Regions from separate parts of the Mus musculus genome. Here region 1 is linked to region 2. The links are chromatin loops, found by intact Hi-C in ENCODE. Cell type or tissue: left cerebral cortex. All regions are shown on one strand. Links, peaks and the distances in the headings refer to the core of each region. The heading gives the core; the rest is flanking DNA.

What was found. A loop is a pair of places that touch in the nucleus more often than their neighbours do. Peaks named below come from ENCODE experiments on the same cell type or tissue, not always from the same donor. Only the 100,000 strongest peaks of a DNase experiment are listed, where the experiment ranks them.
Region 1: a loop joins it to region 2, with 2.6 times the contacts of the local background. A loop is called at or near these places in 3 of 42 quality-filtered maps.

Annotation. Positions count from the first base shown.
Region 1 is chr2:129,999,872-130,007,871 of GRCm38, reverse strand. It overlaps a transcript of Tgm3 not described here. Among named protein-coding and RNA genes, the nearest start is that of Gm52561, 8.3 kb to the left of the region's middle. In left cerebral cortex, for the core only: no CTCF peak of the experiment used is centred there; DNase peaks (open chromatin) are centred at 1,559 and 3,692.
Region 2 is chr2:129,900,506-129,917,551 of GRCm38, reverse strand. No RefSeq gene overlaps it. Among named protein-coding and RNA genes, the nearest start is that of Gm39933, 12 kb to the right of the region's middle. In left cerebral cortex, for the core only: a CTCF peak has its summit at 12,568 (motif pointing left); DNase peaks (open chromatin) are centred at 8,380 and 12,554; H3K4me3 peaks cover 988 bases; H3K27ac peaks cover 2,718 bases.

The sequences.
Region 1 (8,000 bases), core at 1-8,000, 95 kb before region 2:
TGATGACGGCAATAAGTGAGGTCAGCTTATTAAAGAAGATGCATTTCAGATAAACCAGGAAGGAGAAGATCAAGGAAAGGCATGCACGGTGACAGAGAGTCTTCATTCCATGGGCTGCACATGGCTTTCTGTGGGGCACACAGTGCTTGCAGTCAGTAGGGAAGACTGGAAAGGCTGGCCTCCACTTTTCATCCCAATGGTCACCCTAAGTTCTTAGACCTAGAAGAGAAATCGGTGGGTGGGTCTCAACCCCCTACAAGACTCTGTTGGAAGGCTTCTCTGCCAAACTCTTGGCCATTCATGAGCACAGGTGGGAAAAAACAAACGCAGAAAAGAGACTACAACCCACCGTCTGGTTCCTGATGGTACACCTGCAGGGCCAAGTTGTAGCCAGAGAGAACACCAGGAAATGATGGTGTCAAAGGACAGCTTGCTGGAGGATGTAGCTTGTCAAGAAGAAAACACACCAGAGGCCACAAAGCCCAGCTTTTTATTTTTCTGATAATGGACCAAGGCCTACAGATAAATGCTTAGCCTAAGATCTCAGAATGGTGACTTGAATCACAGAGCAGAAGAGAGTGCAGGGGCTCTTCCTTCCCTTTGGAGAACCCCTTTCACCACCCAGGCTGGCGCACCCTGGATTTCCAACTGGGAGAACTCTGTTTCTGCCAATTTAGTCATTTCCTGCTTTTCAGTTGAGAAACTCCCTTGACACCTTCTTGTATGTAGTGTGATGAGGCACATTTTTATTAAATTCATTCTTTTGACAACGTCATGCATGTATATGAAGCAATCCAATGGCTCCCACCCCACCTTTGCTTAGCAATTCCGCACCCTCTCCACCTCCTCCCTCCTTCCTCCAACACACTGCCCCACAGTTGTGTCTCCTTGTTTTGTTCTGTAACCCATTGAGTTTAACTAAGTCAGTCTGTGTGACCATGGATTTGTAGTGATCCAATTTTGATATGTCTTCAGCAAGTAAAGGAAAGTTTTAAAGTCTAGAATTTGTGTAACAAAATGCAAAATGTTTCATATTCCCTGTTGTTTTTCTGTGTCGACAATAAGTATGCATAAATTATGGACACAGGAGGAAAGTCTCTTCTGTAGAAGGATGAGTGAAGTAGGGTCCTACCTTTCCCTCAATGATAAGCCACTACAGGAGAGGCAAATAGAACATATAGAATGTAATTGTACAGCAGGGATCATAAGGTTTGCCTACTATATATAGTAAAGATTCACAGGAAAGTGAACATTTCACTGTGACATAAAAGATAACAGAAACTGGAAGAAAGAACATTCTCATCTGAATAAAGGTAGGATGAAGTCCGAGTGTATCCACGGAACGACATTGGAAGGCATCCGACAGCATGTGACCAGCTCTCCTATCAGCCACTTTCCAGACCTACTCACCCACTGAACTGAAGTTTAGGCAGCTTCTGAAATAAGGAGCCATGGACAGGAGCACAGGGCCCCACGTCTGTTCTCATTTGTTCTCGTGCATGGCACACTGGGTGACTTCCATAGAGGCAGATCCCTCCGCTGCACCACTTTTGGGTACATGCCTGAAGAAAATGAAGTTGGTACATAGCAGAGACATCTGCCCACTCATGTCCATTCAGCTCTATTCAGGAAGTCCAGTCACAGAAGCAGCCTATTTCTAGATGAATGGGTAAAGCAAAGGTGATATATGAGTTTTAGTTAGCCATAAGTAGCAACGAGATTATGCTATTTGCAAGAGAATGGATGGAAAAATGTATTAACTGCAGTAAGTCAGAGTCCAAAAGACAACATAGCATATTTTTTCTCATGCAGAATCTAGATCAAAACAAAACAAAAACAAAACAAAACAAAAAAACAAGTAGAAGAGGGTCTATTTGGGAGGAAGGACAGAGAACTAGGAAGAAGACAGGGCAAAAAAAAAAAAAGGAATATGATCAAAGTACCTTGTGTGCATATGCATAAACGTCATTATCTTCAATATTTGCTCTTCATTTCTTTAAAGGATTCGGTACTAAAGAGGTTCCGTCAGTGAATTTAGTGCTAGGAACTGCACTTGCCCTGCTAGACAAGTTCTTTACCACTGAGCTGATTCCCAAGATAGTGCATTAATTTATGGTTGGGAAATCTATTGTCTGCTGGCTGCATTTACCTGGGAGGTTTGGTCTTCATCAGATTAATCCAAAACCAAAGGCCTCTTACTTCTCTGGAGCAAAGTGGGGATTCCCAGGCAGCACATTTAGGTCCTAGTTTCGTGCATCAGTAAAGAGAGCCATAAAATAAAAGAGTCATAAACTTTAAAGGGCTGAGGCTTGTTCCGGCACATGTGGCTCCTTATAGCAGGGTGCCAATAACTTTAAAGCAAAGTGTGAGCGAGGCTACCATCTTGTCTACCAGAAGACAGACTAGATGACAGGAAGTCGGGAACACTTGGAGAAATAGCTTTGTTAACATCTCTGACATAAAAATGTCTAGAAAATCCAAACAAGGCTTGCTCCTCATTGTACGACAATATTTGTGAGGACCCAAGAGAGAGAACAGAATTGTTAATTTAAGTCAATTACAACTCAGAATAAATAATTTTCTGTCTTCCTCCAACAAGACCCCAGCACTCAGCTTCTCTTGCTCATCCCAGCATGTCCTCTGTCCCAGCATGTCCTCTGGCTCAGATTCTGTGTCCTCAACATTTGGGTAAAACAGAAGCCTTGCATTCTGGGGGTTTGGAGATTTGGTCTAGTCAAGGCTTCTCTCTAACACACTTGGAGACCTTGAGAGATGCAGGGTTCGGTTTAAATCGGGAGGTGTCAACCTTTTCCTCGGTCAATACATTACCTCACCTACAAACCCATCAGCAACATCTCTCATTAGACACGGTGTTGTCAACAAACATGACCACCTCTACCCCTTCCTGATTCTCAGTGAGAATCTCTGAGCAAGATGATCATAATGTATTTTGTATCCCTACCCCACTCCTGAGTTTTAAGATTCTACATTTAAATTAGAGCCAAAAAAAAAAGCCCCAAAAACAAAAAATCACAGGCTCAGATGTAGTTATCCTTGTATACAGCTTGATGATGCCTGAAAAGACTTAAAAGAAGATGCTAACTATGGTTTTCTCTGGGGAGGGGATCTAGGAACCCAATGATAAGGAAACTATAGGCAATGATTTTGTTGTTTGCTTTTTGTGGTACTGGGGATTGAGCCAAGGACTTTGCACGTTCTAGACAAGTACTCTATCACTGAGATATATGGCTAGTTCTTGGCCATTTGAGGCAGAGTTTCACTATGTGGCCTAAGCTGGAGTGGGACTTCTGATCTGCCTGCCTCTGCTTCCCAAGAGCTGAGAGTATAGGTATGTTCTACCATGCCCAGAGGTCTCGGGGAATTTTATTTGGCTGCCTGTCACAGAGTCCCAAAGAATGGCTCTTAATCACACAAGAGGTTTTTATCTCCCTTCTATCTAAATGAAAAGTTTAGACAGGCCATCCAGGGCTGGTACATGGTTGGAAGGATTATTTCCAGCTACATCTGGCTTTACTTGGCCTCAAGCTCATAGATAGTTCGTGCACCTCTGGGTGACACCCTGTGTTTCTGGCAGGAAGGCAGGAGGGCAAAGAGCACTGGCAGCTGATTATATAATGAGCTATCCTGGAAGGAAGCCTCAGCCACTTCTGGTGAAATCACAGCTGAACGTTCCTGCCCCCTCAGCTTCGAGGGCTTGGAAAGAGAGCTGTCTTACTGGATCGCTGCCAGGCATACAACACATGTCTAGTGCAAACTTAGGGTCTCATTGGTACTAGTGAAGAGATAGGGCATTGACATGGTGGTCACAGTGTGCCTATCATACATACCCATGCATTGTCTTTTCAAATAATAACACTGACAGAAGAAAGCCCCAGGAACCAAAAATACAGCATGAAACATGACCACAGCAGTGACAAAGTAGAAACCACACCAAGTTCCCAGCACAACCAAGAAATAACCAGAAATGTCCTCTAAGATTGTAGCAAATAAGAACAAAACACACTTCTCTAAGCTCAGCCTTGGTGGGAGCGGCACGAGCTGTACTCTGCAATCATGTGCTGTCCTGTTCTCCCTCTGCTTGGGTAGCAAAGCTCCACTCCATGCAGCAGGCTTTCCTCCATTGTTCATTGCTCTGTGTCATTCGAGGGCTGGGCCTTCACCTAACAAGAGTCTGGGATTTTAGAGCTCTTTAGCTCATGCCTGTGTCTTTAGTTTTGTTCTCACAGATGAACCTATTCTAAAGGAGACCTACTCGGTCCTTCTAGGGCAAGGAATCACTACAACAGAAAACAAAGAATGGAATGAATAACTGGGACATCCGAGTTCAGGTCCCCTGTTCTCTTGGGAAAGTCACTGTCTGTCTCTGAATCTCCATTCCTCCATTGGAGTGGAGAGGGAGGGTAGAGACAGTCAGGCAGGCAGACAGGCAGTCACATAGAGAGGAAGAGACAGACAGTCAGACAGACAGAAACAGAGAAACAGGAAGAAAGAGATAGAGAGCGGCAGAGAGAGATAGATATTCTTAGCAAATAAAGAAGACATCTCACACTATGCTGAGAGCTGTGGCCCAACCCTGCTGTCATAGACTGCTCCTCTCTATCCTTCTTTTCCTCTTTCTCTTCCTTTTCTTGTTCTCTCTAGCGTTCTCCTTACCTCTCTCCCTTTTCCTGTGAAGAGTATTTGCCACCTGAAACTCTGCCAAGGACATATAGGAGATGGAGGGTGTCATTTGACATAAGCTCTTAGAACTGACAATGTTCCCATTAAGGCAAAGGGACTTAGGGCAAGAACGCCCTAATGGGGAGCTAAGACACATAGCTAGGAGAAAATGGAAGTGAAGGGACATTTATGCTCTAGCCGGAACAAGGACTTACACATGAAAACCATAAGCACTTTCTGTTTCCTCCCCAGCTTCTCTCCCTTCCTGAGGATGAAAGCACGGGAGGGGATATGACCTTTTGCCATGTGCCAGCCCCCACTTGCCTTCCTGCGGATTCTGAGCCTTGCAGACTTAAGCCTGCTTGTCCCCTTATGTGCACACTTGCTATGCCCTTATTAATTAAATATTTTTCTTCAAATATTTTTTTCAACTTGCATATCCACTTTAAACCTGGCCCAAGTAATAGCATAAGAGTTTGCTGTGTTGGGTATTTGCTAAGGCATCTGAAAACCAAACCTGTTTGGAATAGATAATTATTCCTGTGCGAGCACTCAGTGTGTCATAGTCTGGGACCCACCGACAATGAACACCCCCCCCCCCCAATCCTTGGAAGGGTTCTCCAAGGCAGGAATTACTACTGTCATCTCACACAGGAAGAGCTTAAGTTTCTTTGAGAGATTAAGTACCTTTCTCAGGAATACAAAGACAGCAAAGACAGAGAAATACGCAACACTACTATTGCTAGCTGGGCTCTTTTATTGCTGTTTGCCCTGTAGCTGGGAAGGAGTAGAGGAAGAGGCAGACAGAAGCACATCAGCCTACAGTGCCTTGTTCAGTACTCACAAAGACCCAAGCTCCAACACCCATCCTTGTCTCCAGTGTAGTCCCTGCCTTTTCTACCTCACAATAGAGTCATGTCTGCCACCAAGCTGGCGCTTTGATGTGAGCCTATGGAGTGGTGGCTTTGTTTCCAGATATCTCCCACTATAGCGTGGCCTTGGGTAGAGCTTCTAGAAGCCTGATTAACCCTACCCTTTCAGAGTTCTAGCCCGCCCTGCTCCTCCTGAATGTTTGCTTCTTGCCTGGGCAAACACAAGGCTTTGCCTTACCCTTATGTAGAGCCTAGTTTGCTAGCACAGTAGTAGGCTGTGGGCATTCATTCTGGAAGAAATGGTAAGCATTCTTGCAACTTCTCTTAACCCTCAACAGCATCTAGTTACCTAGCACAGGTGACTCACTTGATTGATAAACAGAGGCAGGATTCTCTGCCATCTGCCCTCTGGTCCCTTCACCTAGGTCTACCTATCAAGCACCTGGTGCATGAAACCAAGAAAACATCAAAAGGTCACGTGAGCACCTGACCTTGCCCTACCTAACTTCTTTTGTCTCCTCTGATAGCAGCTGGGTCTAAAGCGTAAGAGATAGGAAAGGGTGTAGGAGAGCCCATGAATAATGACCGGAGTAACAGGTGTTTACGATGGACAGAGAGCATGTCATGACTGTTATGGATACCGTTAAATATAAATGCTGTTATCTTATTAAACACCGGTCAATAGCTTGCAATTCCAGAAGGAAATATCACCAAACCCACTTTATAGATAAGGAATTCCTGGGAAGGAATTTTAGGGGACACACCTAAGGCCACCCAGCTATTAAAGAGCACAGTGAAGATTTGAACCCAGGTCTACTTAACTCTAAAGTCCCTAGTCATTACCACTACGGTCATCATTACCTTTGGACGAGAGACGATGGTTTACAAAAAGCATTTCAGGATGATCTAAACCAAAGTTTCAAAAATAAATAAATAAATAAGAATGGCCTAGAGCATTAGTTTCTTAAATCTGAAGAGGAAGGGACCAAAAATTGTTGGAAGAAGTTGGCTAAAGGAAAGCAGATGTTTCCACTGTAGGATTTCTGAGTTTTTATCACTATAAAGTCCATGTGAGTCTCCAAAGGGAAATGTAATATGTCTCATGGTCCATATCACCTAAGGAGAGTGTTTATATGTGAACACACACACACACACACACACACACACACACACACACACACACACAGAGTGTTTTACAGAATAGTTTGGAAGATACTCATGCTTCACATTCTTTTAAGTATAAAAAGGAAGAAGGAAGCTTGCCTAGGTAACAAGATAATCCAAAGCAGGATGCTTTGAGCACATCATAGCCTCATTTCTGTTCTGCCTATTTCCATAAACAATAATGTTTGTTGGTCATTAAGAAGGAGGTAAATACTCACCACATGCCAGGCACTGGAGTGAATGAGACACAATAACAACCTCACTGCACTGTGTGGTTGACATTGATAAAGCCACAGCCTGAGGTTAGGGAAGCCAGTGTTGGAATGAGTGGGTGGAATTTTCTGGCCCTTGCTATGTGCCAGCAGGCCTTTTGGAAATCTGAGATACCTTCTGTTTTACTAACCCATCCATCACAAATAGCAAGTCATTGTCTGGTTCCAATCCCATCCTCAAAATTCTCTTACGATAGTAAAAGGACCAATGGGCATACGCGTAACAGTTCTCTGACTCTTGTCAACACTGGGTGAAACACTTCTGCAATGGGGAGGGGGTGGCAGGGGAGGGGATGATTCCTGGAGTGCCAAACCCCAGAACCATCACAGAATGTCAACAGGAGGAGATCTTGGCAAGTCAGCATTCCAAACCCACGCTGCAAATGAACAGGTCTTACTGGAGGATCAGGGCTTGCTCTGGTCTCCTGCACTTGGAGATCCAACCTGGTGTACCTACTGTACTCGCTAGCCTGCAGTTGATGTTCAGTGTGACACCTAAGCCACTTGATATAGAAAGTCAAAGCCCTTCTACATATGTGTAACTGTGTGCCCTTAGGTAGGTCACTCTCCATGCCTGGGTCTGTTCACTTACTCTAAGATAGAGGAACTTGGATTTGAGCTTTCCTTGGCCTCCAAACTTCTGTGGGTGTTCCACAAGAGAGGCCAACTTGTCAAGGGTCAAAACATCTTCAATCTACAGGTGCCTCTCAGTAGCCCCATCTTTGTCCACTTACTGGCCATATGTTCTCTGAAATTTTGTTCCATCCTTTTAGGTCTCAGATGGGTAGGGCTTGCTTCTGGGAAGGCATAAATGAAGGCTAACATGCTGGGACAAGAGTGGATTGATGGGATAGTCCCATCAGCTGCCATGAGGTTCTGCAGTGTCAGTTTGCATTTCTGTGTCCTGACTCAGAAAGGCGTTAAGTCTATCTTCTTTGTCTCTTTCTTTGAGGTGCTGGACAGAAGCTAAGTATGCTTTTTCTGGTACTTTGAGTTTCTTCAGTCTTTGACT
Region 2 (17,046 bases), core at 4,999-12,998:
GCCTTTAATCCCAGCACTTGGGAGGCAGAGGCAGGCGGATTTCTGAGTTCGAGGACAACCTGGTCTACAAAGTGAGTCCAGGACAGCCAGTGCTACAGAGAAACCCTGTCTCGAAAAACCACACAAAAAAAAAAAAACCCAAAGAACAAACAAACAAACAAAAAAGTAGAAATTCATAAAGTGGAAACTAAAACAAAAAACATTTAAAATTGACCCAATAAGGCAATTTTTTTCTTTGAAAAAAAAAAAGAACAATATTAACACCTAACTTATCTAACCAAAGTGAGAGACAAAAGACCCCAATTGATAAAACAGAGATGAAGAGAGAAGTTACTAGAGATTCATTTTGATGAACAGAATCCTTGGGGAGAAATTTGAAAACTTAGATTAATCAATTCCCAGATACATACGACCTACCGAAATTAAATCAAGAATATATAAACAACTTAGATGGACCCATGACAATCAATGAAACTGATACAGTTATGAAAAGTCTCCCACAAAACAAACAAACAAAAAAACAGGATGAAAAAAGGACAAAGTCAAATTATCCCTGTTTGTAAATGGCTTGCTCCTATACTAAAAAGGTCCTAAGGACCCCTACCAGAAAACTTTTAGATTTCTTAAACACTTTCAGCAAAATAAGAGAAGACAAAAATCACTTTTGAATATGCTAATGACAAGCTTGCTGAGAAATAAAGTAGGGGGAAAATCCCATTCACAATAGCTTAAAAGAAAAAAAAAAAACAAGATCTAGACAAACTCTTAGTCTGTACCCAATCATGAAGTGAAGGACCTCTACAACACCTTAAGAAGTCAGAGACATTAGAAAATGTCAAGTCCTTCTATGCTCGTGGATTGGATGACTCATTCTTTGGCTACACAGCAAGTCCAAGGGCCATCTGGGACACAGGAGATCTTGCGTGTGCACACTCGCACACACACACACACACACACACATACACGCACACACACATATGCCAATGAGATGACTCAGTAAGGAAAGGCTGTCAAGCAGAATGGCCAGAGTTCAGTCCCCAGGACTCATACGGTAAAAGGAGAAAACGGACTTGCTTGAGTTGTCTTCTGACTGCCGCAAGAGCCCAACAACACATGAAGGATGTGATAATAAAGAAAATTCTTTAAAATTCACACTGTTGAATAATCAAAGCTATGGATGTATGAAAAGCCTTGTGGAAGTCCTCTGCTCTGTAAGAGCTGTGACTTGGATGAGAATGTCCTTACAGGCTCAGGTACTTGAAGACGTGGTCCCCTAACAGTGGCACTGCTTGGGGAGGTCCCGGAACCTCTAGGAGGCAGAGTCTTGCTGAAGGAAACATCTCACTAGGCACTGGTGGCTTTTGGGAGTTGTAGTGTGGTCCCACTTGCCATCTGCTGTTTTCAGCAGGTTGAAAATGTTTCTCTTATCACCCTGCTCTGGCTACCTGCTGCCATGCCTTTCCTTATTATGAACTCTGACCCTCTGGAGCCATAAGCTCAAATAAACTCTTCCTTCTCTAAGTTCCCTGGCCATAGGAATTTGCCATACCAACAGAAAAGTAACTAATATAATAAGCTAATATATTTATGAATACATATTCAAATTTCACATATACATATTTTAATTGAGTTACTCTTTATGTGAAGATAATATTTCCCCCACAAGTCAGTAAGCAGCACCCCTCCATGGGCCCTGCTTCAGCTCCTGCCTCCAGCTTTCTGCTCCATGGGCCCTGCTTCAGCTCCTGCCTCCAGCTTTCTGCTTGAGTGCCTCCCCTGATTTCCCTTCATGATGGATGGAGATTTGAAATTTTAATAAAGCCTTTCCTCCCATGAGTTGCTTTGGATAATGCTATTTATCAAAGCCACAGAAAGCAAACTAGAACCAAAATTGGCATGTCAGTTGGGTAGGCTATTGCTGTGACAGACCTGACCATGTTGTTTTGGGAGTGATTTTAGAAAGGTTTGGGTTAGAAAAACTATTGAGTTATAAGAGTGTAGTGGGCTCTTATATGGAAGCTTATAAGCTAAGAATGTTGAAAGAAATGCAGGCAATAGAGGCCTGGTTTGTGTATTTTCAGAAAGAGTCTATTGGTCTGTTTGTGTGATATTTTCCATTAAAAATCTGTATAATGTGAAAAACCTGTCCTCTACTGAGGTCATGGATGCTACTTAGCTGGGGCACAAAGATCAGCTGTGAATAATAAGAGACCAGAATCACTGAGGAAAGACCTTCTGGAAAGTATTTCCTCAAGGTCAGCACACAGATGCTGTGGTCCAGAGGGGCTGCACTTCAGTCTGGCCGCTGAACTTGGTAACGTGCAAGTCCATCATGAAATGTCGACTTTGACAACATGGAAGCTTTTAGGACTGAACAGGTCATAGAGGGAAGCTGAGGCTTGGGCTTAGTACACGTGTCAAAGTCAAAGTTCCAAAAAAGAGGTCATTAGTGGAGGTACAGCCTCAGTTGCAATGTAGACCCCAGGAGATTAGAGATCCTAGTACTATAGGATGCCTACCAAAGTCAGGGTCAGGTATCCAGGCAGAGCTGCCCTGAGCCTGTAAGCTGTGACGTCCAAGTTGGAGAAGTGGAGCTAGCTGGCAGAGCTTTTGGACCTAGAAGATCACGAGTCTCAGATGTTGGACACTGAGTTACCCTTTTGGGCTTTACTCTTTCCTATACCCAAATTCTTTCCTTTTGTAATAAGAAAGCATAAAACTTGGTTTTTATTTTATAGGAGCCCGTGGCTAAGAGACTTTGAACATTTAAATAGACACTGAAATTGAAAGTATGGGTATTTTGAAACTTGTAAAAGCTGTACTTTTTTGTTTACCATAGTGATGTGAGATATATTTGCGTGTCTAGTTGACAAAGGATGGGGTCTTCTAGTTAGCTTCAGCTGTCAGCTTGACACAGCTCAGAGTGATCTGAGGGTGTCATCTAAAGGACGGCTTCCATCAGATTGGCCTGTGGACATGTCTTTATTGCTAATTGATGCAGTGGGGCTCACCCCACTGTGGGTGTTGCCGTCTCCAGGAAGGTGGGCTGGGTTGGATCAGAAAAGCAGGTGGAAGAGAGCCAGACAGCAAGCCCATAAGCAGCACTCCACAGTCTCAGCTTCAGTTTCTGCTTGCGGGTGTCTGCCTGAGTTCCTGCTTTCACTTGGAAATTGCCACAGTTCATTTTCGTCACGGTGTTTATCGCAGCAACAGAGAAAACTGGGACAGGCAAATAAACCCTCCTTTTGGTGAGGATATTTTTCTCACGACACCAGAAACGAAACTAGGACTTCTTGTTGTCCTCCACCAGAAAGACCATAAACCTAAATACAGACCTTATTTTCCTGGCTCTCCTTTGTCTAGGGATGGTCACGTACCATAGCTTTGGTCATGCAGTCGCTGACTGAGTGGAGTTTGATAGTGAGTTCTGAGGAAGCTTCTGATTTCCTGATGAAATGAGACAGACTCAACACATCTCTCAAAATGGCAAAATCTGAAACGCCGATAATACCAAACACTCTGTAGGAAATGTAAGGGATATACTGTATTTTCTATCAAAGGCTTCAATGAGACAAAAAAAAAATCATATAAAAATTGTAAAGAAGCCATTTGGAAGAAATTCAAATTCCTCTAGGGTCAGCTGTAAGAGCCAAAGTTATGTTTCAAGTGTTTTAGTTGTAATTACTATGATTCAGAGACCCATGAAACAAAAATGCCTGCAACCTGGAAACCCAAGGACAGAGATTTCCTGAAATGCTGGAGGTTATTATTTACTGGAGGTCACACATATGTTTGCTTGACCCAATCTCGGGGACATGATGGCCACATACAGGTGGGAAGTACGTGGGCAGGAAGTGCGTCAGGATATATGCTTGTCCCTGATTGGACATGACGGGAAATAGGGCAGCCTTATGTGTTTGCCTCCATAAGCACCTGCAAAATGTGACTTGTGGACATTTTCTAGGAACCCCAGAATGGATCTGGCCAGAGTCTGTCATCCTGGCCAGTATTTAATTAAAGCTTGCTTCACAACTGTGGTAGCAGCATAACTCTTGACTAGTGGATTTAAACACAGCCCTTCTTGAAGTCAAAATACATGCTCAAGATTGCACAAGGTTCTAAAGATTGCATTCTGCTTACTGGCTGTTTATTATCCAATCTTGTAAGAATGTCAGGCTGAGGCTTGGACCACTCAGAATGAAGCAAAGAACTCAGTTGCTTGGGGGGGGGGAGAACCAAAAACACAGACACCCCCCCCCCCAATGTGTGTGCTTCCCTGCTTAGTTTGGCATTGATTTGGGGTGGCTATGGACTCTCCTTCAGAAGTAAAATTTTTTTGCCTTACCTAAATGTTTAGACTATGTAGTCATTTTCTTGGAACTCCAGAGCCATTTCTAGCACCTGAAGCTAATTCACTGATGGAGTTGAAGAGTTTGACAATTTCAAACAAAAATAAATATAATCTTAGCAACACTCAAAGGATTTGAAACACGACCACAAAAATAAACTGCACATTGAACTGGTCCTGGTGCTATAATGCCTACGATGTTAGTACCGAGGAGGCTGAAGGAGGGGGGTATGAGCCTGAGATCACCTTAGCTCCACAGCAAGACTGCTAAAAAACAAAAACAAAACAAAACAAAAACCCAAGCAAGCAAAATAAAATCTCATGCACATAGATGTTCCTAGCACAATTTACCCATAATTGCCAAAACTTGGGAGCAATCAAGATGCTTTTCCTTTCGCTAGGCACACGGCAAACACACCATCTGGAAAGCTGCAGGAGGCATGAGTTTCGGCTTCTGGACTCTTTAAGATTATGTGACTCAACGACGATTCCTGAAGCATCAAATCAGAAAGCCAGACACAAGCCGCGTCTGGTAGTATAGAACTGCAGTTCTAGCTACCCAGTAGGCTCAAACAGAATTGCAAGTTCAAGGGCTGCCAGAACAACTTAGTAAAACACGGTCTCAAAACACAAAGTAAACCAGCCCTGAAGTGTAGCTTACTAGTAGAGCACTTGTTAGCATGTGTGAGGCACAGGGCAGGTGTAATCCCGAGTTCAGAAAGCCAGAGGACGGGGAGGAAGAGGAAGAGGGCTAGACAAGGTCATTGAACTTGAGAAGGAAAGGAGGTAACTGATCTTAACACAGTTTCTGAGACAATGTTCAGTAACTGTTAGCTGCCATGTGAAATTCACTATTATGAGGACTTCTTGGCTGGGTTTTCTCTTTCCTTTAACATTTCCTAAGCCGATATGATATGGCAGACATTAAAAAGACCACGAAAAAGACTACTGTCTTTTGTGAGCTATTAATGCAATAGTCATGGTGACAGTACATTGCTGTTTTGTTTTGCTTTTTAAGGCAAGGGTTTATTTTTCTACATCCATAGTTAAAAAGGGGGTTGTTATTTTGTGGGTACCTGTTATGTAACAGGTAATTATGAATCCTTCAACAGCAGTATCTCACTTCATCATTACAACAGGCTTGTGGGGTTTTTTGTTTGTTTTAGAGATGAAGAAAATCTAACTCAGATATTTTTCTCAGGTCACACCACAAGTCGCATGCCACAATGTCACACACCTCCGGGAAACTATTAGTAATCCTTTAACCTAGTAGATTAATCTTAGGATAAATAGAGATTTCGCTCTCAAGTGAGGGAAGGCCTCCTGAAGCACAAATCCAGATGTTCTTGATCCAGTTAAGGAAAGGGGGAAATCCAGGAAGTTCACGGCTGGGTAATCCCACCCAGGTCAGATTTCGGCAACAGTGAGTTTTAGATTAGCTGCCAGCTGGGCTAGAAGAAGGCTTTAAAGGATAAAGCTGGAGTTCCTTGTTTTTTATTTGTGGTGGAAACGGTTTCGCTGTACCCTCAAGCACACTGGCGTTTTATTGACTAGAGATTAAAGTGCACGTCAGGAAACTTCCTCTCCAATCTCAGGCTCGCACGCACGCACGCACGGCACCAGCGCCTGTCACGGTCTCAGCAGCCATCACTTGTTCCTGCTGTTCCTGATGAAGAGATCATTTTTACTGAATACACTGCCTTGACAGTAGAGGCTAAACGCAGCTAATACCCTTCGTACAGAGAACCCTAAGGATGGGTGCGGAACCAGTAGAACCTATTCAACTTCACACAAAGAACCAGCTGCACAAAGTCCACCTGACTCACAGCCCAGACATTTTTAAGGGCATTATATGGCCTCTTTCAGCTGTGTAAAAGTCAAAAATTCTGAGAAGAAATGTAAGCAAATGCCGGTAAGGGGCTGAAAGTTCTGGTGGAGGCAGGAATAAAAAGCAGTTCTTTCCAGCTTTACGAGGCAAGCAACAGTGATATCAATTTGCTGGGTGTCCTGGTTAGGCTTTCTGTTGGTGAGATGTGACACCGTGACCAAAAGCAAGTTGGGGGAGGCAAGGGTTTCTTTGGCTTCTGTTTCCACATCCACAGTCCCTCACTGAAGGAAGTTAACCTAGGAATTAAAACAGGCAGGAGCTGATGCATAGACTGCGGAGGAGTGCTGTTTACTGACTTGCTCTTCATAGAGTGGTCTGCCTGGTTTGTTTCCTTCCTTCCTTCCTTCCTTCCTTCCTTCCTTCCTTCCTTCCTCCCTCCCTCCCTCCTCTTCCTCCTTCCTTACTTTCTTTCTTTCTTCCTTTCTTTCTTCCTTCCTTTCTTTCTTTCTTTCTTTCTTTCTTTCTTTCTTTCTTTCTTTCTTTCGATATTTTCTTTATTTACATTTCAAATGTTATCCCTTTTCCAGGTCTCCCCTCCGGAATCCCCCATCCCATCCCCCTCCCCCTGCCTCTATGAGAGTGTTCCTTCACCCATCTACCCACTCCTGCCTTCCTGCCCTGCATTCCCCTACACTGGGGCATCGATCCCCCTCAAGCCCAAGGGCCATTCCTCCCACTGATGTCTAACAAGGCCATCCTCTGCTACATATGCGGCCAGAGCCATGGGTCCTTCCATGTGTACTATTTTGTTGGTGGTCCAGTCCCTACGAGCTCTGGGGGAATCTGTGGACCTGGTTTCTTTTTTTTTTTTAATTGGGTATTTATTTTATTTACATTTCCAATGCTATCCCAAAAGTCCCACCCACGCTCCCCCACCCACTCCCACTTCTTGGCCCTGGCATTCCCCTGTACTGAGGCATATAAAGTTTGCACGACCAATGGGCCTCTCTTTCCACTGATGGCTGACTAGGCCATCTTCTGATTCATATGCAGCTAGAGACACGAACTGGGGGGGGGGGGTATTGGTTAGTTCATATTGTTGTTCCACCTATAGGATTGCAGATCCCTTCAGCTCCTTGGGTACTTTCTCTAGCTCCTCCATTGGGGGCCCTGTGATCTATATAGAATCCAGGACCACCTGGCCAGGGATGGTAGCTACCTACTCACCATGGGCTGGAGCCTCCTCCAAAAACCACCAAGAAAATGCCTTACAGCGGGATCTTATGGAGGCATTTTCTTAATTGAAGTTCCCCCCTTTCCAGTGACTCTAGCTTGTGTCAACTCGACATAAACTAACCAGCACAAAGTGTAATAATGCAGAACTTAAATAGCATTTACTGCGTGCCTACTGTTGTTCTGGGGACTTTATAATACTGTCCTAATTGTGTTAGAGGTACTATTGGCCTTATTTTTCAAAGAGGCAAGGTTAACTTTAAGTGCAGAGGGGCTAAGTGACTTGTTTACAGGAATCTAGAAGCAACAAACATTTACTGAGTCATGCACCAGAAACTAAGCCCAGGAAGTATATACTCTGTCCCATTTCCTTGCTTAATACTCAAAGTAGCCTTAAGATATTACTATCATTGTCGTTTCTTTCGGATAAAGCCTGAGCCCAGAGACCATACCCTTAATCACACACTAGGTTGCCAAGAGCAGGGGAACAAAAACAGACTGAGAGTGAGTGGACTCGGAATACCATAGAGATCTAATGTTGATCTCAAGGAGCCAGGATTGCAGCCCAGAACCCAGGGCAGAATGCTGTGCTTTTGAGCTACTGCTCTCTGCCCTTCGCGAGATGCACTCATGTTCTATGCCCTCCGCACACCGAAGCTGAAGCCATCGCCACCTGCGTGAGCCACCCTAACCAGGGGAGGAAACGCGCCAGCCACTAACACCTCCTTCACCCCTCTCCTGGACGCAAGTATTTCCCCACACCCGCAGCCTTTCGCACATCCCTCCCTCCTCAGCAAGCTATGGTGAACCCAAGCCTCAGTTGCCATGGTGAAGGATGCGTGAGGAGCCGGAAGAGGTGGGGCCATGACCAGGACCCTCGAAGGGTCAGTAAAGCCGGCTGAGATGCCTTTGAGTTGCCATGGTGATACAAGCTCCCTACAGGCGCGGGAAGGCGCTCTTGGGTAGCAGTCTGTTCTCTTAAAGAGGCAGAGAAACTTGGCTTAGTCCTGGGGTTGCCATGGTGATGCTAGAGTGGCGCCGAAAGAGGCAAGGTCCGCGGCCCGCAGGGTCGAGCACGCGCCGGGTTTGATATTCTGTTTACTGTTCCTGGGAAGGCTCCCGGCTTTATCATAATCCTACTAACGACAAAAAGTCTTGATGGGGCAGCGACTCTTCCTGGGCTCTGCCAATTCCAGATTGAATCGACCCGAAGCTGCACAGTCCTAGTTCACATCTCTTGTCAGTGCCGGGAAGTCTCCTGTTGCCATAGTGATGAGTGATCCAGCACCTTGTCCTTGCTTGTGAGTTGGAGAAGCCCAGGAAACCCTTATGCCGGCCCTGCCAACACCCTGGACCGGGCTTAAGGAAGACAATCTGCTGCTTCCCGGACCACTCATGACTTTACTCTGTCAGTGGATGTGCAATAGTGTAATAGGTGGACCGAACCCTGACACTGCGGAAATACTGACTGTTAAGGCCACTTAGTTTTATAGATATCCTACAGAGTATTTAATGTCTCCCAACTCTTGTTATTACATGTGGACCTAGTACTACTATTATATGTTGTGCCATTTTGTGGGTGTTTGGGGGTGTGCATATGCAATTTTCTTTTTAGAATAATTTTTCAAAACTAAAATTACTTTGTCAAAAGACAGATGCAGGGTTTTTTGCTGTTTTGAGACAAGATCTTACTGTGTAGCCCTGGCTAGCCTGGAATGTGCTATGTAGAATCCGCTGGCTTTGGACTCATAGAGATCTTCCTGCCTCTGCCTCTACAATGATGAGATTAAAGGAGTGAACCACCACAACAGACAATAAATGCAGTTTCAATATTTGTGGATATGGCTGAATTGTTCTCCAACGACATTAGCAAATTACATACCCTCCCAAACTAGAATCCAATACTTTGAGTTAGAATTATATAGTGATGAACTACTTGAAGTCTTTTCTAGAGCCAATGTTATTAGTACATTTAATGCTTTCTTTGATCAATTGTTATGCCACATTACACTATCCAATTCTATTTATTTCATAATAAAGATTTTGTAGGCTGAGTTACTTTGGCTTCTGTCATTAATTTTCTTGCTTCCATGTTATTGGAAACTAACAGACGAGGGGGTGATCCTGCCACTCAGAAGCTGGCCCTCCACAGCTGGGCCATGCTGTTCTCATCTTGCACAAAAAGAGCATTATAGAAGTCCATCTGTGGGAAAGCCTGCTTTGGGGACAAAGAAACAGAACAAGCCTATTTATAGTTTTGGCTAAGGCACAGACAGACAGACAGACAGACAGAATCTTGTCACTCACAAAATACCAAATATCTCCCCTACCTGGGAGAATTAATGACTGCTACTTCTGTTACAAGTTTCAATGTTATCTCGGTTCCAATTTGCTATAGATTTGGATTTATCGAGGTTCTCGTGGACATCCAATCTACAGCAAGCCTAGATTCCATAGACCCTTTCAATCCACCCAACCAAACTCAAACTCAGTAGTGCCACTAACACCACTAAGTGAAGGCACCACGCAGTTCTCTCCTGGTGTTCACTTTCTTCTAATATGAACAACTCCTTCAATGTCAGGTAAAGAGGTTTTGGTGGTATCATGGTTAGCAAAACTGCCTTCAGCTACACGGACCGTGTTCCTGGTGGGCTTTGGTTAGGAGATACTGGTACAAGTTCCATCTCCTGGGAAATTTTTGTAGGTCTAGAATCTGTGACTTGGCAGTCTTTTATAAATGTTTAATAAGACTAAATTTACATAGGCTGTTTTACACTGTATTGACTACTTCAGTCAGTTGGGGTTTCTCCCAGTTGGATTTTTGTTGTTGTTGTTGTTGCTGCTGCTGCTGCTGCTGTTGGGTTTGTTTCTCAATTTCCAGTAGAGGTTTTTTTTGTTTTGTTTATTGAGACAGCGTTCCTCTGTAGACCAGGCTGTTCTCAAGCAGAGATCCACTTGCCTCTGCCTCCCACGCTGGGATTCAAGGGGATTAAAGGCATGCACTACCACAGCCTGGCTCCAGTAGTGTTCTTAAAAGGTGACTCTACTGAGATAAAAACAAAAAGTTAGCAAACACAGTCTTTTTGACATTGTATCTATTCCCTTCAGGTGCTCAAGCATATGTGTGTGTGTGTGTGTGTGTGTGTGTGTGTGTGTGTGTGTGTGTGTGCTCGAGCGTGCAATGGTGCTCATGTCGAGATAGAGTCACTTGTGTCCTTCTACCTTATGGGCCTTGGTGACTGAACTCAGACCATCAGGCTTGACATCAAGTGCCTTTACCAACCAAGTGGTCTGGTTCAATGAGTTCTATGTCCTCAAATAGGCTTATGGTTTGAAGGAGAAATACTCCTGTCCTGTGTTTGAAGACTTGGTCTGCAGCCGGTGGTACTGTTTTGGAAGGTAATGAAAGCTTTAGGAGAGAGAGCCTTGGTAGAGGAAGAGAAGAGCTTGACTGAAGGGAGTTAGTCATGGGGTGGGGTCCTTGAGGATTCATAGTCTGGCCCCACTTCCTGGCTTCTCTGTTCATGAGATAATAGAGCCAGCTGCCTTCTGCTTCTGCCGCCAGACTGCCCCTGTATGATGGACTGTACTCTCAAACTGTAAGCCAAAAGAAACCTTTCCCTCCTGAAGTTGTTAAGTTTTTGTTCACAATAAGAAGAAAAGTAGCAAACGTTGTAACATAATCCAGTATGACCTGGGTGGAGACAGGGCTGATCTGCACAGGGATACACAGGAATAGTCGAAGGTTCAGTTACTCAGCCAGCAATACTCTCTGATGGCAGCCCAAGACTATCACAAACCCAATGTCCAGATAATAGGATACTTGGGAAATAGGTTATAGCGCAGTCATCCTATAGGAAACAGTGTTACTCCAAGATACACTCATACAAGTTCAAAACTTTGACATTGTGGAGAGCTTCATTTAATACTCTCTCCTTGATTTGTGAAAGTTACACTGCATTTACAAGTGCTGACACTGGGCTTTGGGAGGCTGCCATGATATTGCCTTCACAGTGGAGACAGGGCATTACTGGAGGCAAGCCTTCAGTGGGGCAGCAACTGCAGCCCCACAAATGCTGATCATTTATTTGTCTCTAGTATTTTAAATTATCTCAATTTCATAACTTTGAGATTCATATCAGTGAGTTTTGAGTTCTTGTAGTACCTGTGTACCATGACTTAACATAGTGACTATCTTCACAACAATTTTACCCTGCTGCCTGAGTTAAGTTTTTAAATTACTGTAATAAAAAGCAACTTATAGAAGAGTTTATTTGGTTTGTGGTTCCAGATGAATAGAATCCATGGTGGTAGAGGAAAGTAACTAAGACAAAGCTGAGTACAGTCAATCAAAATGTGTGTCACTTTGGGTTACTGAGCATGGTCAATCAAAATGTATGTCACTTTGGGTTGCTCAAAAGATAAGGTTGGGGGTGTAAAAATGCTCTGTATAGCTGAACTTGGGGCTTAGTGTTTTGAACTGATGTCCCTTGAGCCTGTTATATGGATACAATAAACTGCTTCCTGGCTTCCACCCTTGGGTGTCTCTCCTTGGTCTCAGCCTTTCTGTTGCACTAGCTAGGAAATGCAAGAGTGCTTTCATCTCCCACCCTGGGGTGCCGGCTTCATCTCCCCTGCACTGGGGTGCTGGCTTCCCTGGGCACAAGAACAGAGACTTGCCTGGCACCAACGGACCACTGAACATGTCGGAGATTGGCCATTCTGGGGTCTAGGGACATCTCTAAAAGTGGAATGGAGCCCAGCCCCAGGAAGTAGGTCAGGGAACCTCTCCCATTAGACTAGAAGAAGAAACTCGGTTCAATTGGTTTTGGATATCTGGTTAGCATTTCTTTGGATGGAAAGGACAATTGGTTGATTACCTTCTAAGAGTCCTTGAGCTGTGTAAATTTATCCGGGAAAACACGGCTCTCCAGTGACTTCTAGGCAGTAGGCAAGAGATTGTAGTCATATGGTTATGTGTGTCTGAATAAACTGAATGGCAGTATCTGATCTGGGGGGAACTTTTTCCCTCCCGGAGAATTCAGATCCAAGTTCGGGTTTATATGAACCTGCCATATGCCAAGAGGCTCCAGGATGAAGCAAATGAAGCCCTACCCAAATAGTCCTCACCCTTCTCTTTTCCCTCTTATGTGTGAGTGCCACCTACTGGGACCTAATGAGAGGACAACAGAATAACCCCACACTCTTAGACGAATGTCAAGAAAAGACGTTGGGGAAATGTAAGGTCGAATCAAACTGTCTCACACAACATTCTGGGCCTTCTGTAAGATAGGCTGTCCACCATCTGGGGTGGATGATTACTAAGGAGTCATTAAAAAGGAAAGAGCCAACAGAACGCTCAAAGTTGTCACAGTCGGTGCAGGCCTTCCTCATCAATGCTCCTATGTAGATGGATGACAAAATATGGCTTTCTCTAGTTCGTTCTCTCTCTCTCTCTCTCTGTCTCTGTCTCTCTCTGTCTTTCTCTCTGTCTCTCTCTTTTTCTCTCTCTCTCTCCCCCCACCTCCTTTTCTCTCCCGAAAGCCTATTTAAAGGGGAGCTTTAAAGTTATATTGGCCTGGGCAATGACTTCCTTAACTGCCCTTAGTGTACAAAACAACAACAACAACAACAAAGATAAAGATGAGAACAAAACCACAAAAGCTTAAGCTAAGTCATAAAAGGTTTAAGTAAATTATACAAGGTTTATAGAGTACAGGATTTAAGAATGATAGATGTTTAATGTTTAAGGTTTATTAAAATTCTTAAAGTTATAATGATCCGGTCATGGTAACAGATATTAGCTTTGTTAAACTTTGGCCACTTGGGAAAACTGAGCCAAAACAAACCAAGACTTCTTTAAATTCTGCGGATTGTTTTGTTTCCTATTCACTGAATGTTATACATACAGAGTTTAAAGCATAAGGCTGGTGATGCTGTTCTTCCGAGTGTTCAGCAAAGCTTGAAAGTCTACAGCAAAGAGGATAACAGGGTCTGAGAGGACATTCAATACCTTTGTCTTTGAGATTCATGGTGACCCAGGACTCAGGGGACAATGAGACACCTCTGATAAATTGCCTGTCCTTTTGATCAGAAAGGTCCTGTAGTCTCCAGAGATTAGATTCTAACCAATGTGCATCCTATGATATGGGAAGTCACTAGGGACCTCAGGCTGTGTGTGATACAATACTTAAGATGAGTATATGGGGGAGATACACCATTGCTATACAGATATGGGAGGAATATGTGACTCAACAATGAAAAAAGGGGAAATTAAAATAAAAAAAAACCCTAAAATATATACTGATGGTTCCGGACCAGGTCTTTGGATAGACAGGGATATCTCCACTCCCTGCTGCTACTGCTGATAATGTGGCTAAAATTATCTGTCTCCCTGCAAGTTACAAAAGGGAAAATGCTGTTACTGCCAAGGGTAACCACAGAGCAGACAGAGAAGCAAAAATAGCAACTTTAAAAAGTAGGTAGGGGGATGGAACCGCCGATATGACAAGCCACATTAACTCCCAGGCTATTAAGTAAATGGGACCCCAGTTACTCACAACAGGAAATGACTCTGCTGAAGACTGAAAATGGGAACTATTTGACCTTTAAAGATGAGAAGATAGCCATCTCTGTGGCCATGGCCCCTGCATTTGATAAACAGTCCCATCGGGCACTCACATCATCCTGGACAGCCCTGGAAAATGTGTTTGGCTGAAACTTTTACACTTCTTGGCTTTCCAGAATATCCCCATATATTAGACACACGTATGCATGTACATGCGCGCACGCGTGCGTACACACACACACACACACAGAGTCAGTCCCAGTCTGGGTCTAGAGTCCCAAAGGATTCCTAAGAGCTGCTGGTCTTCAATCTACATTGGAATCCTGAAGAAGCAGGTTATAGTACCAGCAAAGGAATTCCTGAGCAATAGGACAAATGAACTTGCCAACAGGAATAAGAGCAAGCAGGCAGGAAGTAAAAGCTTCCTTCTTCCATACGATGTGGCCCAGACTTAGGGTGGATCTTCCCATCTCAAATGATCCAATCATGAAAATCCCTGATAGGCACCCAGCTGCTTGAGTTTTAGTTGATTCCGGATGTAGTCATGTTGACAACCAAGATTAGCCATCACAAATCCATCCGTTTTCAATTTGACACAGTCACTTCTTTATGTCATCCTTAATTTACAAATGAAAACAATAACCAGATCATAATTTCATGGAACAGGATATAACCACCCCACATATGGCACAACATGCATGGCTAAGGAATTGGTCTGACTGAGGTGACAGCGAATGAAAAGACAACATATATACATACAGAAAAGGCTGGGATTGAGGGGGGTGTGCCCTGATGCAACTGCAGCAGCAGCAGCCCTGAAACTCAGTACACAGATTATATTCAACACAGTACATTTATTCTATACAACATAAAGGTATTGTATAGAGGTGGGTTAGCTAATCTTGGTTGGAAGCCTCTATAGAGGTGCAGTCTCAAGTTGCAATCTTGAGGAGGAGGAAGCTGCAGTTGATAATTTCTGTACACCCTGGTTTAGCTAATGGTTAGCCATTTGTCAGCATCCAGAGTTGGACCAGGGGAAGGCTTTGCCATTCCTCTGAATTTGATCCAGGCCAGGCTTTGCCATCCCCATGGATCCGAGGCATCGGGGTACTTGACAGAACATGCTCATATCAACAACATACATGCACTCAGGACTTTCACCTTTTCACAATCGTAAATGCATTATATATTTCTTCAAGGAATATATAATGTTCTTCAATGAATAGTTAGTATTTTAGTGTCCTATAACTTAGACATGATAATAGCCACAGATATTATTTCAATTGATGTTCCATGACATGAGAAAAATGAGTAAAGAAAATACAGTATTTCCTTAATATATGTGTATATGCACAAACACATCCTTAGCAAAGCAGGACAGAAACAATGCTTATTACAAACTGGTCATATCACCTTAGCTGGTATTTATAACCACCTTTCTCTATTATCCTTCATCTGCATGTATTTCTTTCATCTTCAGCAAGTACATCAGCAGGTCTTGGTTCTTTTCCTGAAGGAGTGAGACATACCTTCATTCTTGAAGAGTCTGGGACCTTTGTCATCTAGCCTGGATTAGGCTGAGTAGTTTCCCATTGACTTTAGTGGCAAGACATCTTAACAACAAGAGATGCCCTGAGTACTCAAGACACACTCTTCCTTACCTCTACTGTGAAGAACCAACTCAATTTTTTTCTTGGAAGTCTGGATCAATTGCTCCCCCTAACAGTGTTATTTCTTTTTTTATCCTGTTGGTTTAAAGGCATCAGGAGCCCAAAGTAGCCAGAAGGAAGTCTGAGCTTCCAGTTCAATGGAATATTTGTCATATTTCCTGGCAGGAGAGCTCCCCAGTCTGAAACCAAAATTTCTAGGCCAGCAGAACTTAAGATCATTGGAACAGGAAGCAAAACTTTTCCTGGGGGTCATTAGGGATTGTGAGTGGGATAATTCCCATTTCCACCCTTGGTTCCTGCCCCCATTAAGCCTGGCTATAGACACTCCATATATTGCACTCTGGAGAACCCCAACCCTGCCCTCCAGGCTACTGCCACCTAACTGGCACTGTAACTGTGTCTTCAAAAGGCCATGCCACTATATTATCAAGCAAACTGCTTCATTATGGAGAACCTGGTAAGCCCTATGGATTCCATGAGCATGACTCCACCATTGCACTTTAATGGCTCTGAAGTGAGTTCCCTGATATGCAATGATGTATGGAATACCATGGGGGTGAATAAAGCCCACAGATGGAAGTCTGGCAAAAGCATTATGATCAAGAAAGGCAAATCCATAATCATAGCAAACATCTATTTCAGGAAAGTGACAGGTTTTTCTTCCATAATGTGGTTCAACATAGTCAACCTGCCACTGGGTCACTGGCTAGTCATTCCTGAGAATGGTGCCATAATGGGGGCTCAGCGTTGGTCTCCACTGCTGGTAGATTTAGCACTTAGCAGCAACTATAGCCAGGTCAGCTTTAGTGAGGGGAAGTCCGTGTTGTAAAGCCCATACTTAATCTCTATCTCTGCCACCATGACCACTTTGTTCATGGGACCTTTGGGCAATGACAGGAATGACTGGGGAAAGAGGCTGACTGTTCAGAGAATGAGCCACCCTATCTACTTGATTATTGAACTCCTCTGTTGAAGTTACCTTTTAATGAGCATTTATATGGGACAAAAATGTCTTTAAATTCTTCAGAAATTTGAAGAAATGTATCCAAATAATTCTCCAAATGTCTTTCTCACCAAAATTTCCAATCATTCTCTTTCCAAGTTCTTGACTATTAACCCAGTCCATTGGCTACAGCAAACAAATTATTCATTATTCAGCAAACAAATGCATATCTAGCCATTTCTCCTTTATGATGGTTTGAATAAGATTGGCTACCATAGGCTCATATACTTAAATGCTTAGTCACCAGGAAGTGACACTATTTGAAAGAATTAGAAGGATTGGGAGGTGTGGCCTTGTTGGGGGATGTGTGATCCTAGGGGTCAGCTTTAAGGTTTCAAAACTCCATGCCAGGTCTAGGTTATCTCTCTCTCTCTTTGCCTAGGGATCTGGATGTAA